Linked DNA regions of Homo sapiens: regions 2 and 3 are each linked to region 1. A link is a loop called in an ENCODE intact Hi-C map of the cell type or tissue named here. Cell type or tissue: mammary epithelial cell. All regions are shown on one strand. Region 1 has its middle 200 kb from the start of LINC01243. Region 2 has its middle 240 kb from the start of LINC01243. Region 3 overlaps LOC105376009 (a long non-coding RNA gene).

Evidence for each region. A loop is a pair of places that touch in the nucleus more often than their neighbours do. Peaks named below come from ENCODE experiments on the same cell type or tissue, not always from the same donor. Only the 100,000 strongest peaks of a DNase experiment are listed, where the experiment ranks them.
Region 2: a loop joins it to region 1, with 3 times the contacts of the local background. A loop is called at or near these places in 2 of 110 quality-filtered maps.
Region 3: a loop joins it to region 1, with 3 times the contacts of the local background. A loop is called at or near these places in 3 of 110 quality-filtered maps.

What each region holds. Positions count from the first base shown.
Region 1 is chr9:31,181,301-31,189,300 of GRCh38, forward strand. No RefSeq gene overlaps it. Among named protein-coding and RNA genes, the nearest start is that of LINC01243, 200 kb to the right of the region's middle. In mammary epithelial cell, no CTCF peak of the experiment used is centred here; a DNase peak (open chromatin) is centred at 4,711; H3K27ac peaks cover 2,387 bases.
Region 2 is chr9:31,135,740-31,143,739 of GRCh38, forward strand. No RefSeq gene overlaps it. Among named protein-coding and RNA genes, the nearest start is that of LINC01243, 240 kb to the right of the region's middle. In mammary epithelial cell, a CTCF peak has its summit at 4,772; DNase peaks (open chromatin) are centred at 1,612, 2,262 and 4,832; H3K27ac peaks cover 1,810 bases.
Region 3 is chr9:31,116,095-31,124,094 of GRCh38, forward strand. It overlaps LOC105376009 (a long non-coding RNA gene), which reads right to left. Exons shown (of 3, transcript XR_929539.2): 3 at 2,960-3,918. Among named protein-coding and RNA genes, the nearest start is that of LINC01243, 260 kb to the right of the region's middle. In mammary epithelial cell, a CTCF peak has its summit at 3,978 (motif pointing right); a DNase peak (open chromatin) is centred at 4,007.

The DNA of each region.
Region 1 (8,000 bases):
AGACACATGAAAAAATGCTCATCATCACTGGCCATCAGAGAAATGCAAATCAAAATCACAATGAGATGCCATCTCACACCAGTTAGAATGGCGATCATTAAAAACTCAGGAAACAACTGGTGCTGGAGAGGATGTAGAGAAATAGGAACACTTTTACACTGTTGGTGGGAATGTAAACTAGTTCAACCATTGTGGAAGAGAGCATGGTGATTCCTCAAAGATCTAGAACTAGAAATACCATTTGACCCAGCCATCCCATTACTGGGTATATACCCAAAGGATTATAAATCATGCTGCTATAAAGACACATGCACACGTATGTTTATTGCAGCACTATTCACAATAGCAAAGACTTGGAACCAACCCAAATGTCCATCAATGATAGACTGGATTAAGAAAATGTGGCACATATACACCATGGAATACTATGCAGCCATAAAAAAGGATGAGTTCATGTCCTTTGTAGGGACATGGATGAAGCCAGAAACCATCATTCTCAGCAAACTATCACAAGGACAAAAAACCAAACACCGCATGTTCTCACTCATAGGTGGAAATTTAACAATGAGAACACTTGGACACAGGAAGGGGAACATCACACACCGGGGCCTGTCGTGGGGTGGGGGTGGGGGGAGGGATAGCATTAGGAGATATACCTAATGTAAATGAGGAGTTAATGGGTGCAGCACACCAACATGGCACATGTATACATATGTAACAAACCTGCACGTCGTGCACATGTACCCTAGAACTTAAAGTATAGTAGTAGAAAAAAAGAAAAGAGCTCAATGTCACTAATCATGAAGGAAATGCAAATCAAAACCTGAATGACATATTGTTTCACACTGTTAAGATGGATATCATCAAAATTGCAGTGAATAACCAGTGTTGGTGAGGATGTGGAGGAAAGGGGCCCTTGTGCACTGTTGGGAGGAATGTAAAAGGCTTTCACAAAAATGGAATATATTATGGAGGTTCCACAAAGAAATTAGATACTATAAGTACCATGTGAACCAGCAATCCCACTTCTAGGTATGTATCCATAAAAATAGAACCTTGAAGAGATATTTGCACTCCCATGTTTACTGTAACATTATTCACAAAAGCCAAGTGGTGACAGCAACCTAAATGTCCATGGGCAGATGAATGGATAAAAAAATGTATGGTACATGCACATAATGAAATATTATTGGGTTTTAAATAAGAAGGAAATCCTGTCATGTACTAGAATGTGAATGGAACTTAGGGACACCATGCTAGGTGAAATAAGCCAGTTATAGAAGGATTCCACTTACATTAGGAACTATATTTGTCAAACTCGTAGATGCAGAAAGTAGAATGGTGGTGGTCGGGGCTGGGGTAGGAGAAAATAGAGTTGCTGTTCAAAAGACAGAGTTTTAGACTAGCATGAAAATGTTCTAGAGATTTTCTATACAGTATCATATATTTATAATTTGTAATCTTGGACATATATTTTACAATATTGCACTAGACACTTAAAAACTAGAGCATTGATTTTTTGTTATGTATTTTCTGTTGCAATAAAAAATGCGTTAATCTTTTCGTAAGAAAATATTAAGCCTGTGAACCATGTTTTTACCATGATGTTCTTTTACATCCAGATTTTTCAGCTAGTGAATAAAGGCCCAGGGTTTCAAATCAGCCCTAACTTTCAAACCTGTGCAGTTCTTATTATACAATGATACAAAACTACTGTGATTCCATTACATTTTTATAAATATAGTAAGCCACCAAACATGTATTTCCTTGTTTTGTCACTAGTTATGTGAACTTGAAAACATCATGCATCTGCTCTGTTCCTCAATGACCACATGTGTAAATGAAGATCATATTATTTATCTCATGAGGTTATTGTTAGTAGTAAATGAGATAGCACGTAAAGGCCATATAATGTATTCAACTATCAAGCATTGAATATGATTATAACTTTCACCTTTGTCAAATATGTGAAACCTACAAATGTTTAAAATTATTAATTTAAACTTTCACTTATACGACCCATGGAGGGAATTGAATCAAATATATGCTAATGGAAAGACTGACATATCTTTTTATTTAGGAGTTTTGAGCTGTGAAGAATTTCACACTAAGTAATGTGAAAGAAATTTCATCACTTAAAAATATAAGCTGATAGATTAGTCACCTGTTCCTAGAGGCAATACTTATATTTGCTTTCCAAGCTGTCCATTAATTGGGTTTTATCAGAACTAGTTCCTGGCATTGAGATTACCTAGATAGATAATGTAGAAGATGTTCTTAATGCATGAAATTCAAAGGACTATAAATAGAATCTGAGCAGGCACATCTCCAGACGTGCCTTGGTAAATAAATACACTGGTGGTTTATCCAGCATATTTGACAACCAGTCTAAATAATTTTTTAAACTTCCTCTTCTTTATATGAAAAAAAATTAACAATTTTGTAATAATAATAATCATTATCTCATAGATTATTTAAAAACAAAATATATTTCATTTAAAATTTACTACTTAAATTTAATAAAATATTTTATGTATGTTTTCTGATGGAAACCCTAAGAGACAGGATAAACTACCCCCCAATATTTGGTCTGAATGTCAAGACTAATGATGCCATATAAGCACCAAGATTATATGGCAAAGTTTATTAGTCACATAATTATATTTTCCTGGAAGAGTAAGGCAGGCATACCAAGCAGGTCTGAAAATGTCTTGACATAGCAGGAGAATGGCGATTGAGAAATGAAATTGCGTTAGAGTTCCCATGCATGGGTAGGGGGTTGTGTGATTTGAACTTCCAGCTGGTGCCAAGGAAGAGAGTGTTCTGACTTTCTTATAAACTTGCTCAAATGTGAGTCAGAAGGAGTGGAGAGTGGGTTGGGGTGTTAAAGCTCTCAGCAGTTAAACATCAAAAATGGAATTGGACCCTTTTTCATAATGGTCTAAAATTAGATCCTAACAATTATATTACATATTCCACTTCGCACTTGACCATCTTAAATTATATACACATATACAAACTTCATGTAGTGATACAGAATACCCAAATTGAAGCAGCCAACTTAAGCTGTATGCTATTTGTGTTCATTTTGAATCTGTTTGTATACAACAATACATAATATCGCAGATTGGAGACATGCAGAATGCTGAAATCAAGTTAGAAACACGCCACAACAACATTTTACTCTCAAAATTAACATGTATGTGTAACTGAATCTTCATGTGTCTGAGGCCAGCAAAATAATTTTGGATTATCTGAGTTAAACACCAGGTAGAATACAATATTTATTAAAGTATTTGTAATATAAATGCAATACTTTGAAGTTTAAACATGTTATCACTAAAACGCTACAGCAACCAAAACAATTTAAAACTTTGACCAACAAAATATTTATTTTAGAAGAAAAATATTTTATCACTAATGCTGTTTAGAATTGCCTACCCATGATTCTAATAAAAAGGAGATCAACCTTTAGTTTGTTTTACACTTTTCAAATTCTCTACAAACACTGCACCCTCTCATTGCCTGTACCAGGGTGAATCAGCATAATAGTCCTGGCCTTACTACTCCTATGGAGGATAAAGTTTTCATTTTCCTATGAGAAAGCATGCATCAAATGGCATTTAGAAACATCCTAAAGAGAGTAACATGTTGATTGCTTGTCTGAGAGTAAGTTCTGATGGAAGGAATGGCAAAAGGGAGGGTGGGAGGCCAGCATACATCTGTGCAGGAAAAGAGCCACTAGTGACAAAGAGGTAATTAAAAATGTGCTCTGGAACTCAAAAGACATGTTTTCTACCTTCATAATTATGCTTCAGGCTAACATGATTATGTGGGCACCATGAGGACCTGGTAACTACATCAGCGCATATTCATTCATCTCCAAATTTGTGTCTAACACAACATTGGGACTTCTAATGCTTTATCAACTAATGATTTTTTAAATTTTAATTATAACTGACTTATCTTTTTGTTACTTTCGAACACCAAACTATCTTAAAAGCATAAAATGTTTCCCTATTTATGACTGATTAAAAATACATCCCAGGGAAACTAAGAGTTTGTTTTGGTGAGATAATGCCCTTTCTACACACCTAGTCATCTACAGTGTCTACCTTATTTTCTCTCTTAAATTGACAATCTGGCTGACAGAGTCTTGCCTTCATCCTTTCACCTCAAGGATGAAACCTCCAAGTGGGAAACTTTTTACAAGGCTGCACAAACTGTCTATGTACTTCTGGCCACCAAATAAATTCGCTCAGGTTCCAGGTCAACCTTGACAGTGTGCAAACCATTATAGTAGGTGGTTTGCAGTATACAAATGTGAAGCAGAAGCAGGCTTTTTCTGCACAGGTCAAAATATAATTCTTGTTGAAAGGTGTGTTAAAGTTCATCTCAGTCTCCACAGACTTAGGTAATGTGAATTGGCATATCCTGATATATGAAGAGATGGCAAGTACCCTAAGCATGTGTATTCTTATGAACTTCAGTTTTACCTTTATGAATTTGTCCTGAGAAAAGAATGAGGGATATGTACATAAATTTAACTACAAAACTACTCATTGAAGCATGATAACTATTTCAACTGACCAACATATATGATTGGGTAATAACAGCTGACATTTTTTTTCCATGTGTCAGAAAATGCATTTCATTACTCACTCTGCAGAGGCACAGAACATGTCAGGACCTTGCCCAGGATCAAATACCTAGAAGATAGAGGGTGGGATGGTGTCCCAGCATCTGTGAACTTAGCTAGTATGTTGTTATCCCAGTTCCACAGAGAGACAGCTCTGACTCATCTTATGGTTTAGAATTCAGTATAGGAGCCACTTCCTCAGCAAGGAGGCATTTTCTAAGAGCTGTACCTAAATCTCCCTCTACCCTTCACTTCTTCATCACAGTAGACTATTTATTTCACTCATTTTATTTATCTGAGTACATTTTTTCCTAGATCAGTGTTAACAATTTTATCGAAATGTGCCAAAAAGGATCCCATCATAGTAGTGTACAATTAAATGTTTAGCAAATTTGTGGAATTGGCTAACCATCACCACAAACCAGTTTCAAAACATTTTAATCACCTCCATAAAGTACACTGAGACAATTTGCAATCAACCCTAGCTTACACTCTCGGCTCCAAAAAAATACTTTCTATATTAATAAATTTGTCTTTTCCAGACATTTAATATAAACAAAACAGAAATATTTTTGTGTGTAGTTTTTTTTATTTATGTTGTGGCACATATGGTTTTCTGTTTCTTTTTATTGTTGAATGGTATTTCATTATATGACTATAACGCATGTTATCCATTCACCATTTGATTGGCATTTGGATTGTTTTGACTTTTTAGCTGTAACAAATAATACTGTGAACACTTACACAAGTCTCTGTGTAGACATACACTTTCATTTCTCTTGTATAGATGTGTAGAAGTGATATTATTGGGTTGTATGGTTATATTATGTTGAACTTTTTAAGAAAATGCTAAGATGTTTTTCAAAGTGGTTGTACCATTTTATATTACCACCAACATCAAGGCTTTAGTTCTTCTACACTTCGCCACACTTGGTGTGGTCTTTGGATTATAACTCCTTGAGTGGGTGTGCAATGGTATCTAATCTTGATTTTAATTTTCATTTCCTTAACTAATAAATATTTCAACTTATTGCATATTTAGTCTTCCATGATAGAATATAAGTAAGTTCTTAGAGAGCAGGGACCGTAACTGTGTTTTTCTAGTAGGGTGGTAATACACTGACAGCACTAATTTTTCAGTGATAGAATACATAATAAAATACTTTGTAGGAATTAAAGTGATTCTTATGAGGAATGTTAAATTCCCTTAATATGTACAAGTTATATTCAGTGAATTAAAAGTGGATCATAAAATATGTATAGGCTGACTTATAATTCATAAAATATATATCTACATTAAAATGTTAATGATTATTTCTGGATGGTGTGCTTAGTGGCCAGTCTATCCTATATATAATTTATACAATAAAGTAAAAGGCTTAAATATTAATTTCTAACACTTGCTTAGTTCAATACCATTCTCCTCACAAAGCCATCTAGCCTGTATGTGAATGTTTATTGACAATGAGCTCATCATCTGCTGTGCTTATCCACGTGACAAATTCACTTGAATTCCTTTATGGCGTATGAACATTTGACACCCTGTAAGTTCCTCTGTTCCTTGATCAATCTTTCAATAAGACTCTGATTTTACAAATATTTTTCTCTGACTTCAGTTTCTATTTCTTCAAGTCCGTCTTTACAAGAATCTTCAGGCAAGTTTCATCTGACAACCTTCCATGTATCTATAGCACCATCTTTGTTTGCACCTCAAAATGGATCTTACATTATCAAAATGATTGTGAAATAAGAACTATTTCTGGAAATAACACTCAGTAGAACATTTTGGGCATATAAAGCAATAACTTCCATTTTGGAAATATACTATATGCAATATACTCTACTAAATATTTTAGAAATATAATGTAAAAAATTTCACAACAATCATTCACGTATGTTAGCCTTCATTTTGCAAATAAAAACACTGATGAACAGGAAAGCAACTGAACTGTGTGAGTTTTTATAGGTAGTAAAAGCATTTGAATCTTTAGTCAATAGTGTCTTATTACAGAGCTCTTGTTCTTCTTTGCTGGATACAGGGCTTACATTCTGCTCTTCTAAACCATTATGGTTTCCAGATGCAGATTCTATGGCCTTTTTATGGAATGTGATATTTTCCTAGATGACCAGAATCCCATTTCTAACCCTATTTCAAAAAATGTCAAAGATAAAACATGTTACTCACAAATCTCAGAGCAAGTTGGATATGGGCAGAACTCTAACAAACTTGACCCTTTCTGAAACTGTGATGAATGCTGGAATGCTTAAGAGAACTGGGTCCCACAGAAGTTAATTATGGAAAATTATTGTTGTTAGACTAAAGTTGGATTAATTTTCTCCTACTCCAAGGTATATTAACCAGTCTGAAAGATAATCTGTTCATAGGCTCAAACTCTACTAGGAACAGGCCCAGAGCCACTCTGTAGCCTTCATACCATGAGACACCTGGGCCGTGCTTTTCCCACCTGGAGATATCATGGCCTTCTTCCCAAGGAAGGTTATATGTCTTTATTCCTGGGTCCAGGCAACCAGAGATAACTTGAAAATACCAAGTATAAGTCCCTTATTCTTATTGTACCAGGGCCTGCTCACATATCTGAGGGCAGTGGGACACCACAAGACAGGGAATCCTTTAAGGCCCTCCACACTGAGGGATCAGTCAAACAAGGTTGTCTTTTTCATATGCTTTCTTGGTTTCCAGCTACATTCTGACTTCTAGGCCTTCATTATGTTGATCATATACACAATGGAAGGCATGCATGAAGCAGGCAAACCTCCAAGTGACCAATCTCTCAGAAATCCTCAAAGACTCTTTGAAAGAGGCAAAAAATAATTGAGAGTTATTTTTCTTTCAAAGGGGCTCAAGATAACCTCAAATCTATGAGTAAAGCACTCGTGGACATAGATGACATTGTCCAGTGCTTTCACTCCTCCTATCAGGAACTGTTTCTCAAAACTCTTTGTTAGAACTGGTACTAAAGTGTAAGATTAAGGAATTCTATGGATTTTCACATGAATATCTAGTTTCACCTGGGTATTAGCTATTCAAAGTAGACAACTCTTCATTCAATGACACATCTGACATTTCCAGGGAACCTGCTTTAATTCTGAGCTCTGAAGAAATACTTAGATCACATATTCTCAGAAACAATTGCCTTGCTCAACTGTAAGTATGTGTAGGCCAGTAATTTCATGTTTTTACTTGATATGAACACCTATAGGGAAGCCAAGTCCTCCGAGCTTTTTCCAGGAAAATGCTCGGACCAGAATAAACCTTCTAATCAGTGGTGGAAGCCTCAGGCTGGGCTAAAATCAGATCTCTACATAGGCTTAATTTTCCCACTTAGGAGAGACTTTCAAA
Region 2 (8,000 bases), 46 kb before region 1:
AACCTGAGTTTAAGTTCCAGTTGTACTATTTAATAACTTAGTAACAAAGAGAGGATGACATCATCGCTTAGGTTTCAGATTTCCTTATCTGTAATATGGGCACAAAATATCTTGCTTGATAATATGGGAATTCAACAACCTTTAAAGGCAGCATCAAATACTGGTTAGGAGCTCATATCCTGAAGGCAGGCATCTTCTTTCAAATTCTAGTTCAAACTTCTACTTCTCTGAGTTTATATTAATCAGCACATCAAAACTTTGTCTCTAATAACTTCTAGCTCTTTGATCATGGTAAGAAATATATTTTCTAGTATCTTAATAACTTCATTTGCAAATTGAGGATAATAGTGGTTTACTTTTTATTATTTAATAAATTAATAATTAAAAATGCATGATGCCAAATACTCAATAAATGTTAACTCTATTAATACTTGGCACTTATTTGACATTTACATAGGTCATTTAAAAGGAAAAAGAAAGAAAGAAAGGAGAAACGGAGAAGGAAGGAAGGAGGAGAGAGAGAAGAAAGGAAGGAAGGACAGATAGACGGAAGGAAAGAAGAAAGGAAGAAAGAGAAAGGGAGGGAGGGAGGGAAGGAGGAAGGAAGGAAGGAAAGAAGGAAGGAAGGAAGTTAGTTAACGCCTATCTTGGAAGAAAGCACTTTACACTGTTGTGATCTTTACTCATAAGTGCACTGTGAGAACTCTTCCTGATCCTCATACATGGAAGGAAGATGCATCTGTGATCTAGAGACTCTGACCCTCTAGGCCAAGGAGATACCATGTGAGCAAAATATAATGGCCCAGAATCATCTCACTTACACATCTAAGAAAGACTTCAAATGAAGCCCATTTACTGTATTTTTCATACCCAAAGTAGCAGAATCATAGCTCATTGGAGTAGCACAATCATAGCTCATTCTCTCCCAGACTAGAGTGTGGTGGCATGATCAATGGCTCACTGCAGCGTCAACCTCACAGGCTCAAGTGATCCTCTTGCCTCAGCCTCCCACGTAGCTAGCACTACAGGCATGACACATATAGTATTAATACTTTCTTCTACCTGTTTCCAAAGACATTGTAAAAAGACAGTGAGTATGTGTGTGCATGTATTTGTGTGAAGGTGTGTGTGTGTGTAACAGGAAAAATATAATATAAATCTCCTTCATTTGGGCAGATCACAGAGTCATTACGCATAAAAGGAGAGGAAATAATGTCAATTTGGATTTGTTTCAAACTACTTTTATACGGACTTACTCTTAAAGCGGCTAAAAATTAGTGCAAAGTTGCAAACAGGTAGCATATAGGTGTTTGAACAGGGCTATCATTTTTCCTTGTGTCTCATGCAGCTGTGTGCAAAGTGTTATGATTTCCACAACTCAGTTGTAGGAGTCTCAGTCCACTAAGTCAGAAAGTCTGTGGACTCATGTCTACACATGAAAAGTCTAAGTACTAAAATAACTGAAAACAAACCTTTTATCAGGCCATGTTTACCAGACTTCGTGTTAGGGTTACAGGCCTGGAAATTTTGGCTTCGTCTATGCAGTATCACTCTCTTCTTATCTACATTCATGCGTCAGTGATGAGAAGTTTTTTTCTTTATGTCCACCCATGGGTTTTCTGTGGCCAGGCCTGACCACAGCTCACCACAACTTCATACTCAATTTCTCTGCCCCAGCACATAGTTAGGCAATGTGTCATTGCACAGTAGGAATCCAAATCAAATAACTCTGAACAAAGTCTCTTGTGTAGGTGGATTCTATACTTGCTTTTGAACGTTAAAAAAGAAAAGGAAAAATATTGCTGAATGTGCCTCCTACCATTTTCTATAGCACTGACCTTCACACCTGACCCAGATGGAAATAAAACATCCCTTACCTTTTTTTTAAATGCTTTAGAACACTATGTGACTAAAGAGGAAGTTTTGTGAGAATTATTTTTGCCACAGTCCTTACAGTTGAGAATGGCCCGAGTTTTATTTTGAAATCATCAGAGGATTTAATCATTAAATAATTGTTTACTATGGGACTTGGTTAACAGTAGGGATAACTGAATGAAATGGTTAAGCAAAGAGCATATCTACACGGTTAAAACAGGACTATTTTTTTCTTTCCTTTTTTTCTTTTTCAATTTTTTTTTTCTAACCTTGCTCTGTCACCCAGGTTGGAGTGGAGTAGCACAATCATACCTCAGTCTCTCCCAGGCTAGAGTGCAGTGGCATGATCAGTGGCTCACTGCAGCCTCAACCTCACAGGCTCAAGTGATCTTCTTGCCTCAGGCTCCCAAGTAGCTAGCACTACAGTCATACACCACCAAGCCTGGCTACTTTTGTGTGTGTGTGTGTGTGTGTGTAGAGACAGGGTCTCAGTATATTATGCAGGCTAATCTTGAACTTCTGGGCTTAAGCAATCCACCCACTTTGGCCTCCCAGACTGCTGGAATTACAGGTGTGGGCCACCATGGCTGGCTATTTTTTTCTTACATTTTTTAATGACCTTTCCACCACAAATGAAATTTACACATTATGTTTGATATTTATTTTATTTAAGATGTCAGAGGATTAATATCTTAACATTTAATTTGGAAATATTATATATATAATATGTACATATATATTTGCATACCAAAGTACAAAAAATAAATTGTCTTCAAGTGGACTGTATTATCGACTTTAAATTTGATCAACTTTAAATAAATTATGGTCCACAAGTACTATCACATGACAATTTTCTGATTAGCTGAATACATATAGGACAGACATTAAAGGCTGTTAAAAATGCTATCAACCAACTTTGAAAGAGATCACTTCGTAATGTGAATTTAAAGTTTAAAATTTTAAGATGAATAAAACAATATCACTCCTAAAATAAAATAAGAAAACTCAGAAATTTGTTATAAGAATATCAAAATATCTTACAGAAATTAGGAAGAGAACCAGAGACACTCGGTCCTACTTGAGGGTGGAGGGTGAGAGAAGGGTGAGGATCAAAAAACTACCTATCAGGTATTATGTTTATTACCTGAGTGGTGAAATAATCTGTACACCAGCCTCCCAAGACATGCAATTTATCTATATAACAAACTTGTGCATGTACCCCTGAACCTATAAAATAAACGTTTTAAAAAAAAAGAAATTAAGGGAAGGAATGCAGACAGCTGGGCATGAGATGTAACTCTGAGTCTAATAAGAATTTGCTTTCTGTCTCTTGATGCCTTTTCTACATGCCTACTTCATTCTTCTCTCTTCATTACATTCTTTGTTTTTCCAAGACCACATAGCCAAAGAAATTTGACAGTTTCTGAATTACACCAATTACAAAAACACAAACAAACTGAAAGATAATTGGTTTGAGTTAGGAATAGGTTCCTGCTATGTCTAATCCACTGTGTAAGTGGATTAGAGGGTGGAAGTACACTATTTTTAATAAAAGAAAAGATAAAAGAAGTTCTTAGAGAAGTTAAGGCAGGTAGTGGTTATTGAAAAGGCAAAACAAGGTATATACACCATTTTATTATCATGGAGCTTCTTTCATGATCCCTTGCCTTGCTGTTCCCTCTTTAGTACTGTCTTCTAGGCAATCCATGGTCCCCAACCAAAAGCCTATCTTCTATATTTTTAAACAAAAAATAACTAGATCTGAAAATATCCATTTGTTTGATCTTGTGTGTTTCTTCTTTAGAAATCGTATTTTATTCAGGCAAGGTGTCCATGAAGATATTAAAACTTCACTGGTACGCCTCCATAGTCTTGACTCAGTGATTCTCATAATGCAAAGAACAGAATTATCTTTTTAAATAAAGCATTGCAAACACCTCCTAGATTTCATGGCTTAAATACCTGCTTAGTGAGGTCATCATTCAGATACAATCAATTTCATTTCAAACACAAGACAACTCTTTTACCCTAAGCAAATGCTTATGTGCATTTACATAGTCCCTTCTGGTGGCTATCATGGCTGCCTTGAATATCTTCTTTAAGGAAAATCCAGAATGTTCCTTTCCTATGTGAAGCCCCTTCATATATTTGAGTATTTTTAAAACATGGAGGTAATTTGCTTTTCAGGTTTGTAAATTTAACTCATTCGATATGTCTGTAATATGTGGATGTTGCTTTGGTGGAGGAACTGGGGTGATGTCTGAATGAATGGGAAGGAAATTCTAAAGGGATGATCAATATAGAGTCAGAAGGAAATCAAGTTGAATACATTAAAGTGTGTCAAGACTCAACCTTCTTATGCTACATTAAACACATTTACACAAGTAAAAATAAGTATTTTAGAACTTCCATTAAGACTCCATGAAGAACTAATGGAATGTTAAGCTAAAAATATCAAGGCTATTAAATCAAATGCACATGACACGAAGCCTGTTTGAAATAGTTGATACTATCAACATACGTAAATTCACTAATGCTAATTATTAAGTGTGTTCTAGACACCACTATATCCCCCAAAACTTAACATGTCCTCTGGTAAATAATAGATATTTAATAAAAATGTGAATGAATAAATAAGCAAACACGAGGTATAAGATACTTCATATAAATGTGAAGACGGAGAATAGTGACTTTGAAGATTCAATCATTATATCTAGAGACTTACTTGTAATTATGATTTTAGAATGAGCCTATTGAAGTGTAGTTTTCTGAGCTTAGAAGCAGAAACAATATAACTTATTTGACAAAGCAAATACATTTTTTCAGTGATTTTTTGGGGCACACAAGAATGACACAAGGATCATTTTAAACTAAGATATCAGTAACTACCTTTTGGCTCCCCCTAGGGTATGAACTAGAAATATAAAGTTACTTGGAGTACTTGTGCTGGGGAGAGACAAAATGTAGTAGTTGAGTCATGAATGAGTTAATTAAAGCCTGGGCCTCTACGATGAGCAAGAGTATGTAATGCTATTATAAAGGAAGTAATGTGCATGATGGTTTGAAATTTTCAACAATAAGGGATTTTTCAATGTGACTCTATTGGAAAGTTACTTATTCTCTCAACCATAGTAGCAATGGAGGGTGAAGATTCAGAGACAAAAAAAGCAGCTTTATAAGAAGCATAGAAAACGGAGTAGTGAGAAAGGCAGTGAAGTAATTCAAATCCCTGCACTCATTTAATTTTCAGTTCTTTTTATTATAATTATTATTTTAATTGACACATAATACCTGCATATGTTTATAGGGTACAGTGTGATAGTTCATGTATGCCACACGTAATGTCCAAATCCAAGTAATAAGCATATCTGTCACCACAAACATTTTTCTTAGTGTTGAGAACATTCAAAATCTTCTCTTCTAGCTATTTTTATTTCTAATTCTAACCAAAATTTTAAAAATAGTCCTTAACATAACTAAACAACTGAATCACTCTTAGAGTTTGAGGACCTGTTTATGTATTGTTTGCTAAATTCATTTATGTTTCTTCATTTAATCTTCATAACTACTCTGCTTGCCAGTTATTTATATCTACAGCAGCATAATTCAATTATGTTTTAACTCATACTCCTTTTTCCATTACTAAATACTGATTGAGAGCTTTGAAACCAGACCTCCTTCTTGAGAAATAGTCTTTTTTTCAGAATGTGTTGTTGGGATTTACAGTTGTCTTGACAAGGTACGGACCTCCATAAGGATAACTATAATTTCACAAATAGTTCTCTAATGGGTTATTAGGCACTTTCTAAGCTCATTTAGTCAAAAACTGTGTTTGTTGCTGTATTTGTGTTAGAAATAAATTTAATTACAGTTCAAAGAGTTTGTACAAAAAAGAAGAAAGCAAATTAAATGCCAGTTTAATTTTCATGGCCTCTAAGTTAGCTGGCTTTTTTTAAAAAATAATTTTGGTATGGTAGCTACGCAATATTCACAACTATTCTTACTAGGGCTCTTTATTGTCCTTTAATTTCTGTAGGACTTAAATTTTAATAAGACAAATATAAAAAATTATCTGTATTTTTTCTGTGGAAGATATAAATAATTTAAAACTTGCACGAGATTCAGGAAAATTTATGGAGATAGTAATGTGCATTAATTAATTGAATTGTAAGCTCTTAAGCTGCCTTTTCTCTTCTAAACTGCTCACTTTCATTGGTACTTCATTTGAAAATTGGTGCACATTCTAGTTCATATGAATTTGCTCATTTTCATTGGGACTTCATTTGAAAATTGACTATATTCAAGGTCCAAACTCTAGTTCATATGCATTTGGTTAAATCCATCAGCAAATTCTATTTTCTTGGTCACAGTGAAATGTGACTGTAGCCAGTTCAATCAGACTGAACATCAGAACTTTGTGTAGGAGTTCTAAGATCTACACGCAAATTCTTTTTTTTTTTTTTTTTTTGAGATGAAGTCCTGCTCTTGTCCCCCAGGCTGGAGTGCAATGACACGATCTTGGCTCACTGCAACCTCCGCCTCCCGGGTTCAACTGATTCTCCTGCCTCAGTCTCCCGAGTAGCTGGGATTACAGGCGCCTGCCACCATGCCTGGCTAATTTTTGTATTTTTAGTAGAGACGAGGTTTCACCATGTTGGCCAGGCTGGTCTCGAACTCCTGACCTCAGGTGATCTGCCTGCCTCCACCTCTCAAAGTGCTGGGATTACAGGCATGAGCCACCAAGCCTGGCCTCACACGAATTCTTTATTTACATGAACCATTACTTGCAAGCAAAGGCATTTAAACTGATTCAGAATTTGATAAACAAAGGGAAATAAAGATTGACAATAAGAGATCTTGAAATTTGAATAAAGTAAACTAAGGGGGTAGAACAAAGGGTAGTAAGGATTTTCCACACTCCCCAACTCCCAACGCTACCCTATACCCTTGCAAACTGAAACTGGAAATCCTTACTACATGTTAGTGAAACAGCTGTGAATCTGTAATCTATAGTACACCAAGATGCAGATCTTGCATCTACTCGGCCTGCAAAAGTAGTTGAAGCAGGAAAATGTCATAAAGTCTGTGTTAGCTAATCATGCAGCTTTCAGTAAATCCTAAAATAAACAAGCTTTTCTGAAGCCAACTCATCTGAAGGAAAACAATAAAAATAATAGAGGTTTGCTAAAAAGAAACCACTTTTGCCTGTGGGTTGCAAATAAAAGAAAATAACCGGCCATATGCAGAAAACTGAAACTGGACCCCTTCGTTACACCTTATAAAAAAATAACTCAAGATGAATTAAAGGCTTAAACGTAAGACCAAAAACCATAAAAACCCTAGAAGAAAGCCTAGGCAGTACCATTCAGGACATAGGCATGGGCAAAGACTTCACGACTAATTTTGGCAACAAAAGCTGAAATTGACAAATGGGATCTAATTAAACTAAAGAGCTTCTGCACAGCAAAAGAAACTGTCATCAAAGTGAACAGGCAACCTACAGAACGGGAGAAAATGTTTGCAATCTATCCATCTGACAAAGGGCTAATAATCAGAATCTACAAGGAACTTAAACAAATTTACAAGAAAAAAAATACATCCCCATCAAAAAGTGGGAGAAGAATATGAACAGACACTTCTCAAAAGAAGACATTTATGCAGCCAACAAACATACGAAAGAAGGTTTATAATCACTGGCCATTAGAGAAAGGCAAATCAAAACCACAAGGAGATACCATCTCATGCCAGTTAGAATGTCGATCACTAAAAAGTCAGGAAACAACAGAAGCTGGAGAGGATGTGGAGAAATAAGAACGCTTTTACACTGTTGGGAGTGTAAATTAGTTCAACCATTGGGTAAGACAGTGTGGCAATTCCTCAAGGATCTAGAACCAGAAATACCATTTGACCCAGCAATCTTATTACTGGGTATATACCCAAAGTTTTATAAATCATTCTACTATAAAGACACTTGCACACGTGTGTTTATTGCAGCACTGTTCACAATAGCAAAGATTTGGATCCAACCCAAATGTTCATCAATGATAGACTGGATAAAGAAAATGTGACACATATACACCATGGAATACTATGAAGTCATATAAAAAGGATGAATTAATGTCCTT
Region 3 (8,000 bases), 65 kb before region 1:
CTGAATACCTAGGTGATGGCTTGATAGGTGCAGCCAACCACTATGGCACATGTTTACCTATGTAACAAACCTACACATTCTGCACATGTATCCAAGAACTCAAATTTTTTTTTAAAAGGGAGAAATGAGGTATATACCTAAGAACACAGATGTATATGTGAATTTTCATAGCAGCATTTTTTTCATTATACCCACAAATTGAATACACTCTCTCAACTCGAGATGAGAATAAAAACAATGTTTTGTATGTATGTATACAATGGAATACTATTGGGCATTAAAAACAAATGAAATACTGGTACATGGTTACTTCATGGATGAATGCCAAAATATTGTGTAAGTGGAGGATCCTACATGGAATTTACATAGTATGCCCAATAATGGGAAATAACTTGGGGCACAAATCAGACACTCATGTTGTTGCAAAGAATCTAGTTTCATTCTCTTTTTGTGTTTGTGTGGTATTCCATGATGTATTTGTACATTTTCTTTATCCAATCCACCACTGATGGGCACCTAGATTGATTCCATGATTTGATTTATTTTTTAAAATATATCTTTAGTGTTTGTTCATCTTATTTTTTTCCATTTTATTTTCAATTCAGGGAGTACATATACAGTTTTATTACTTGTATAACAATCTAGGGTACAAATGATCCCGCCACCCAGGTACTGAGCATAGTACCCAACAGTTCGATTTTCAGATTTTGCCCCACTCCTTCCCTTCCCCGTCTCCAGTTTTTGTTGTTGCCGTCTTTACGTTCTTAGTACTCAATGTCTCCAGTTTTTGTCGTTGCCATCTTTATGTTCCTCAGTACTCAATGTTTAGCTCCCACTTATAATTGAGAACATGCAGTATTTGATTTTCTGTTTCTGCATTACTTTGCTTAGAATAATGGCTTCCAGTTGCATCCATGTTGTTGCAAAGGACATAATTTCATCTTTTTTGTGGTTGTGTGGTATTCCATGGTGTATATGTACATTTTCTTTATCTATTCCACCATCGATGGGCACCTAGGTTGATTCCATGTCTTTGCTCTTGTGAATGGTGCTGCGATATGAGTGCATGTATCTTTTTGGTAGAACAATTTGTTCTCTTTTTGATATATAACCAGTAATGGGATTGCTAGGTTGAATAGTAGTTATGTTTTAAGTTCTTTGAGAAATATCTGAACTGCTTTCCATGGTGGCTGAAGTAGTTTACATTCCCACCATGGAACTGAGAGTGGGAAAGTATTGTTTGCAAGTGGGTACAATGGAACATTTTGGGGATGAGCGAAGTGTTCTAAAACTTGCTGTGCTGATGGTTGCAGAGTTCAATATATTTACTAAAAATTATTAAGTCACACATATTAGGTGAAATTAATGGCTTATAAATTATATATCACTAAACTTGCCTAAAATGAATTAAAGACACGAGTAAGACAAAAATTTAAAAAACCCTTATAAAACAAACAGTACCATAAACATACATTTAAAAAATAGCAACCTGGGAAAACACTTAAAATATATATGGCATATGATAAACAAATGATATCATTAATGTATAAAATCAACAAAACATCAGAGATATCCAAGATATAAAATAGATACGGTGATTGCATAAAAATAGAATTAGCTTTGAACTCTCAGAACGGCAGCACACTTTCCAACATTGCTCTCTTTTTCACCTTTCCATCCTCTCAGTTTCTCTGCTAGGAAACCAAAATGGTATGAAGTTGGTCAATTATGTTTATCAAATCCTCTTAAGTGGTAGACCTTATTTTAGAGACTTGGGATAGAATAATGAACAAAATATAAAGAGACCATTCTTAAAAAAATTACTCAGTTATCCTTTATTGTCAATACAGATGATAGATACGTGAATTAAGATTACTTTACATCTTAATTAATGTTGTGTAAGTCAAATAGTATAGTGTTATAGGAAATCCCTGGGTGTATTGCTTTTACCAAGGTGATTGCAAAAGATCTCCATGAGAAGGTAATATTAAAATTTGGGGACAGCCTTAAAATTGGAGGGATAGGGTGGAAAATGAAGGAAATGGGGCTGCAAAAACTCTTAGTAGGGGTTGAATTTCGTTTATGTCAAGCATTTCTGAGGTTAGTGAATGCAGGGCAGGATGAAAGGGAATAAACTGGAGACAGCTTATGTGGAACATCACATGGCTTATGAGGCTATTAAGACATTTTAGTAATGAGACTGTTAAGACAGATTTTATTCTGTTTACTTTTAGAAAGTCAAAGAAAAATTATCAAAACTTTGAAAAATCTCTTGGTTACAAAATGGCTTTCTTTCCTTTCCTTTCTTATTAATTGAGATATTATTAGCTAAGCTAACATCAGGAAAAAAATATTAGGCTCTGCTGGTAATCAGTGGCATTGATTGGGAAAGGATTCAGGATTTTAGATGTTGACTTTGGTTTATAAGCTGTAAGTGTGTATGTGTGTACGTGTTTTTGTGTGTGCATATATAAGTGCACATGTGTGTGTTTATATACTTATATTTATAAAATATATACAGCAGGTCCTCAACCTCATATTGTTCAACGTTATTAAGATAGAATGTTTATGATAAAAAATATCGTCTTCAGCTGTGGCCACTGTCTTCGTGAAGTTTGAACCTTCTCCTTATCTTTGCATGGGCATTACCCAAGTACTTATATTTCCTTCCACATCCCAAAGATATGCACATTCAGTTAATTGGACGAGTGTCTAAATTGTCCCCACATGTAAGAATGTGGAAGTGTGTGAGAGTATACTCTGCAATGGGATAGTGTCCTGTCCAGGATTGGTTTCTCTTGTGTCTCGAATTGCCTGGTTAGGCTCTGGCCACCCACAATTCTGAACTGAAATAATTGGGTAAATAATCATCCTACTTGCTTTTATTTATCTTTCTTAAATATATGTATAGCTCCCATTTATTTCAGTGTTAAATATTAGAAGGCTTTCACCTTTATTTAGAAGTTTCATGATGTTTTTTGACTAGAAATATGCCGGAGTAACTTGACTCTTCTTTATATCAATCAGCCTGTAGTAAATTCGTTTCATTATACAACACTTCACTTAAAGTCACAGTTTCCAAGACCCATTGATGACACTAAGTGAGTACTTACTGTATATTTATTAGGTATATATGCAAGATTATATAATGTCATAAATACATAAGATACAAATATACACAAGATACATACATATACATAATACATGCATATGCTGTGGTGGTCACTGAGTGTCTGAGGCCGGCACATAGGTGATAAAAGAATTTACTAAGACAGTAATGAGTTTAGAAAGGCAGATTTGTTTCGAGAAAAGGGGAAAATATGTTGCAAGAGAGCAGTAGGCAAGACAGCAGAGGGAAAGCTGCCTGCAAAGAGGCAGGGGCTGGAGGAAAATTTTTTAAGGTCGTGCTGCTTAAGCTGAGTACTTGCAGACAGCATGCAGGTGGGCTGTGAGCTAGGTGCTTGTAAAAGGATGCTTAGATGCTAGTGAGCCATTTGAGGTTGACCCTGTTTCTTAGAACATTTGCTCCCCTCTACCCTGTTTCTGTTCCTGCCAGCAAAACCCATTTTTCAATTTTCTTTTAACTCCTTAGGGCTACACATTTCCCTCCTGACAGAACAACAGTGACAAATCTGTGCTATTTGGGTAGAGGTCTCATCTTCCAACTACTTTCTGCTACCCTGGGCATAGAACTGACCATTCCTAAGGTTGTTGGCTTGTCAGGGGATGCTCTGAGTCATTGTCTTGGGTTATGGTACTTAAATTGTTGGGCATAGCTGGAGGATGGGACTCAGGGAGAAGAGGATGTCCATAAGGAACTGACGTCCAGCGAAGTCTAAAGGAGAATCGTGGAGGTGTCTGGGTATCATTGGCTGATACTCTTGCATCCTTAGAAGCTTGGTGTGCAACTGCTGCATTCTGGAAGAAACAAATTTAACCAGGGTAAGTTAGAGACAGGGAGTTGGGGTATGAAATAAAACTGCCTGAAGGGGGAGCCTGGCTGCCACTTTTACTTATTTGTCAGCCCCGTTGTTCTTAATGAAGATTTCATCATTGTTCTTCTGATAGGCTTTGCAGTGAAAGATACTGCCTGTGTAGGAAGTATAATTGCCTCCAATAGGGCCATAAATTCAGGAGCATGTTTAATTAGAGTATCTTGGGCTGTTAAAAATCCTCTTTTCCAGCAAATAGCATCATGAGCATGTACTACATGAAAGCATGGGCTGAGTCTGTAAATTTTAAGCCTCATGCCTGCTCCCAATTGTAAGGCTAGAGTTAGAGCAATGAGTACTGAATTCTGGGCTGAGGTGGTGCCTGATTTTTCTATTAGGGGCTGTATTAGTCCGTTTTCACACTGCTGATAAAGTCATACCAGCGACTGGGCAATTTACAAAAGAAAGATGTTAACTGAACTTACAGTTCCGCCTGGCTGGGGAAGGTCTCACAATCATGGAAGAGGGTGAAAGACACTTCTTACATGGTGGCAGCAAGAGAGAATGAGGGAGAAGCAAAAGCAGAACCCCCTGATAAACCCATCAGAGCTCATGAGACTTATTCACTATCACGAGAATAGCATGGGAAAGACCAGCCACTATGATTCAATTACCTCCCCCTGGGTCCCTCCCACAACATGTGGGAATTCTGGGAGATAAAATTCAAGTTGAGATTTGGGTGGGGACACAGCCAAACCATATTATTCTGCCTCTGGCCCCTCCAAATCTCATGTCCTCCTATTTCAAAACCAATCATGCCTTCCCAACAGTTCCCCAAAGTCTTAACTCAATTCAGCATTAACCCAAAGTCCACAGTCCAAAGTCTCATCTGAAACAAGGCAAGTCCCTTCTGCCTATAAGCCTGTAAAATCAAAAACAGGTTAGTTACTTCCTAGATGCAATGGGGATACAGGCATTGGGTAAATATGGCCATTCCAAATGGGAGAAATTAGCCAAAACAAAGAAGTTACAGGCCCCATGCAATTCCAAAATCCAGCGGAGAAGTCAAATGTTAAAGTTTCAAATGATGTTTTTTGACTCCCCATCTTGCGTCCGGGTCATGCTGACGGAAGTGGTGGGTTTCCATGGTCCTGGGCAGCTCCACCCCTGAAGCTTTGCAGGGTACAGCCTCCCAGCTGCTTTCATGGGCTGATGTTGAGTGTCTGTGACTTTTCCAGGTGCACGGTGCAAGCTGTTGGTGGATCTAACATTCTGGGTTCAGGAGGATGGTAGGCCCCTTCTCACAGCTCCACTAGGCAGTGCACCAGTACGGACTCTGCATGGGGGCTTTGACCCCACATTTCCCTTTTGCACTGGACTAGAAGATGTTATCCATGAGGTTTCCCTACCTGCAGCAAACTTTTTCTTGGGCAACCAGGCATTTCCATACATCTTCTGAAATCTAGGCAGAGGTTCCCAAACCTCAATTCTTGGTTTCTGTGCACCTGCAGGCTCAACACCACATGGAAGCTCCCAAGGCTTGGGGCTTCCACCCTTTGAAGCCACAGCCCAAGCTGTACATTGGCCCCTTTCAGACATGGTTGGAGCAGCTGGGACACAGGGCATCAAGTTCCTAGGATGCCCATAGCACAGGGACCCTGGGCCTGGTCCACGAAACCAATTTTTCCTCCTGGGCCTCCTGGCCTGTGATGGGAGAGGCTGCTGTGAAGCTCTCTGACATGGCCTGGAGACATTTCCCCATGGTCTTGGGGATTAACATTAGGCTCCTTACTACTTACGCAAATTTCTACAGCCGGCTTGAATTTCTCCCCAGAAAAATGGGTTTTTCTTTTCTACTGCATCATCAGGCTACAAATTTTCTGAACTTTTATGCTCTGTTCCCCTTTTAAAATGGAATGCTTTTAACAGTACCCAGATCACCTCTTGAATGTTTGCTGCTTAGAAATTTCTTCTACCAGATACCCTAAATAATCTCTCTCAATTTCATAATTCCACAGATCTCTAGGGGAGGGGCAAAATGCCACCAGTCTCTTTGCTAAATCATAACAAGAGTCACTTTTGCTCCAGTTCCCAACAAGTTCCTCATCTCCATCTGAGACTACCTCAGCCTGGATTTATTGTCCATATCACTATAAGCATTTTGGGCAAAGCCATTCAACAAGTCTCTAGGAAGTTCCCAACTTTCCCACATTTTCCTATCTTCTTCTGAGCCCTTCAAACTTTTCCAATCTCTGTCTATTACCCAGTTCCAAAGTTGCTTCCACATTTTCAGTAATGTGCCACTCTACTGGTAACAATTTACTGTATTAGTCTGTTTTCATGCTGCTGATAAAGACATACCTAAGACTGGACAATTTACAAAAGAAAGAGGTTTAATTGGACTTACAGTTCCACCTGGCTGGGGAAGGTCTCACAGTCATGGCAGATGGCAAAAGGCACTTCTTACATGGTGGCAGCAAGAGAGAAGCAGCAAAAGTGGAAACCCCTGATGAACCCATCAGATCTTGTGAGACTTATTCACTATCATAAGACTAGTATGGGAGACTGGCCCCCATGATTCAGTTACCTCCCCCTGGGTCCCCCCTATGTTGGGTCTCTCCTACAACACACGGTACTTCTGGGAGATACAAGTCAAGTTGATATTTGGGTGGGGACATAGCCAAACTCTATCAGGAGCTGTAGGTCCATTTGGGCTTCAGGCTTCAAGGGATATTGGGGCTTCCTAGGGAAAATGTTAGAGCCCTTAAGATGGATTTTTACAGGGTCTGCAAACTAAGAACATCATGAAGTGGAGGTATCTCATACCTCTAGAATTTGTTGTTAAATGAAGGATTTTAGGGGATTGGCACTTTTGGTGGCAGGAGCTAGTAATGTTAATATTGGGCAAGTGTATTTGGGGAATTGAAAGCTAGTTTGGAGTTTTGTCATTATATCCCCTCTAAGTAGGTAGGTAGGACAGCTTGGTAGAACCAGGCAAGAGTAAGTGAAAACATGTTTCTCCAGCGTGCATAACAAGGGGGAAGTGAAGCGTCCCTGATGTGGTTGGCTGTCTATGCTGGTGTGGAGGATCAAAGACTAAAACGTAGGTCCGGAAAAACTAATTAGGGCTGAAGAAGTAGCTCCTATGTTGATTACAAACTCAGTCCTATTCCCTTCCACATTTAGGGTTACTCAAAGCTCAATCATAGAGATGGTTAATACAGGAGCCTGGATGGCCTCTGGGTCCCATCAGTTATCTCTTTCTGCCTTCTCAGTCTTATTAGCTTCCTCGTAGTTAAGGAACACCGTTAGGGGCATTTGTTGTTGCCATCCTCCCAAATTAGCCCATAATTGAGGTTGCTAGTTACGGGATGACTCTCCTGCGTGTGGGAGAGAGGGGCAATCCCATTTCCAATGCCTGGGTTGTTTGCAGTGTGGACAGGAGCTAATCGGTGGTCCCTGAGTGCCAGAAGATGGGTGGGGAGGGTTTTGACAGTTCTGGTGTTAAAGATCTTGAAAGCCATGTCCAGTAAAGTGGGGAATGGAGTTGTGGTCCTTGGTCTAGTCTCTGGGATTTGCACCTAATATCTGAAGAAGCCTCACTGATAAAATGAACAGTCAAATTAATGGGGCCTTCTGGGCTATGAGGGTTCATATTAGGGTATTTTCTCACGGCTTCAGCCAGCCTAGAGTGAAGTAGAGCTGAGTTTTCATTTGACCCCTGTGTTACCTCTTTTAGATTAGCAAAGTTGACTGGTCCTATGGCAGCCTTTTTTATGCCTACAATTAAATAAGTAGTCATTTAATTACTACGTTCCCTGCCAGTGTTTCCCTTCTGGTAGCCCTATCTAGGATCAACATCAGGAACTGCTGTTCTTCCCAGGCCAGACTCCTGAGGGTTGTGGGCAAGAACCTCCTGTGGCCACTCTTGAGCCAGGGACCAAATGGAGGCCTTTTCTTCATGAATACAACTGGTGGTAAAGATAATATAAATGTTCTGCCAAGTGTGTTCAAAGGAAACAGTATTTTGAATTCTTTTATGAAATGGGAAGCATCCTGCTGAAAGAA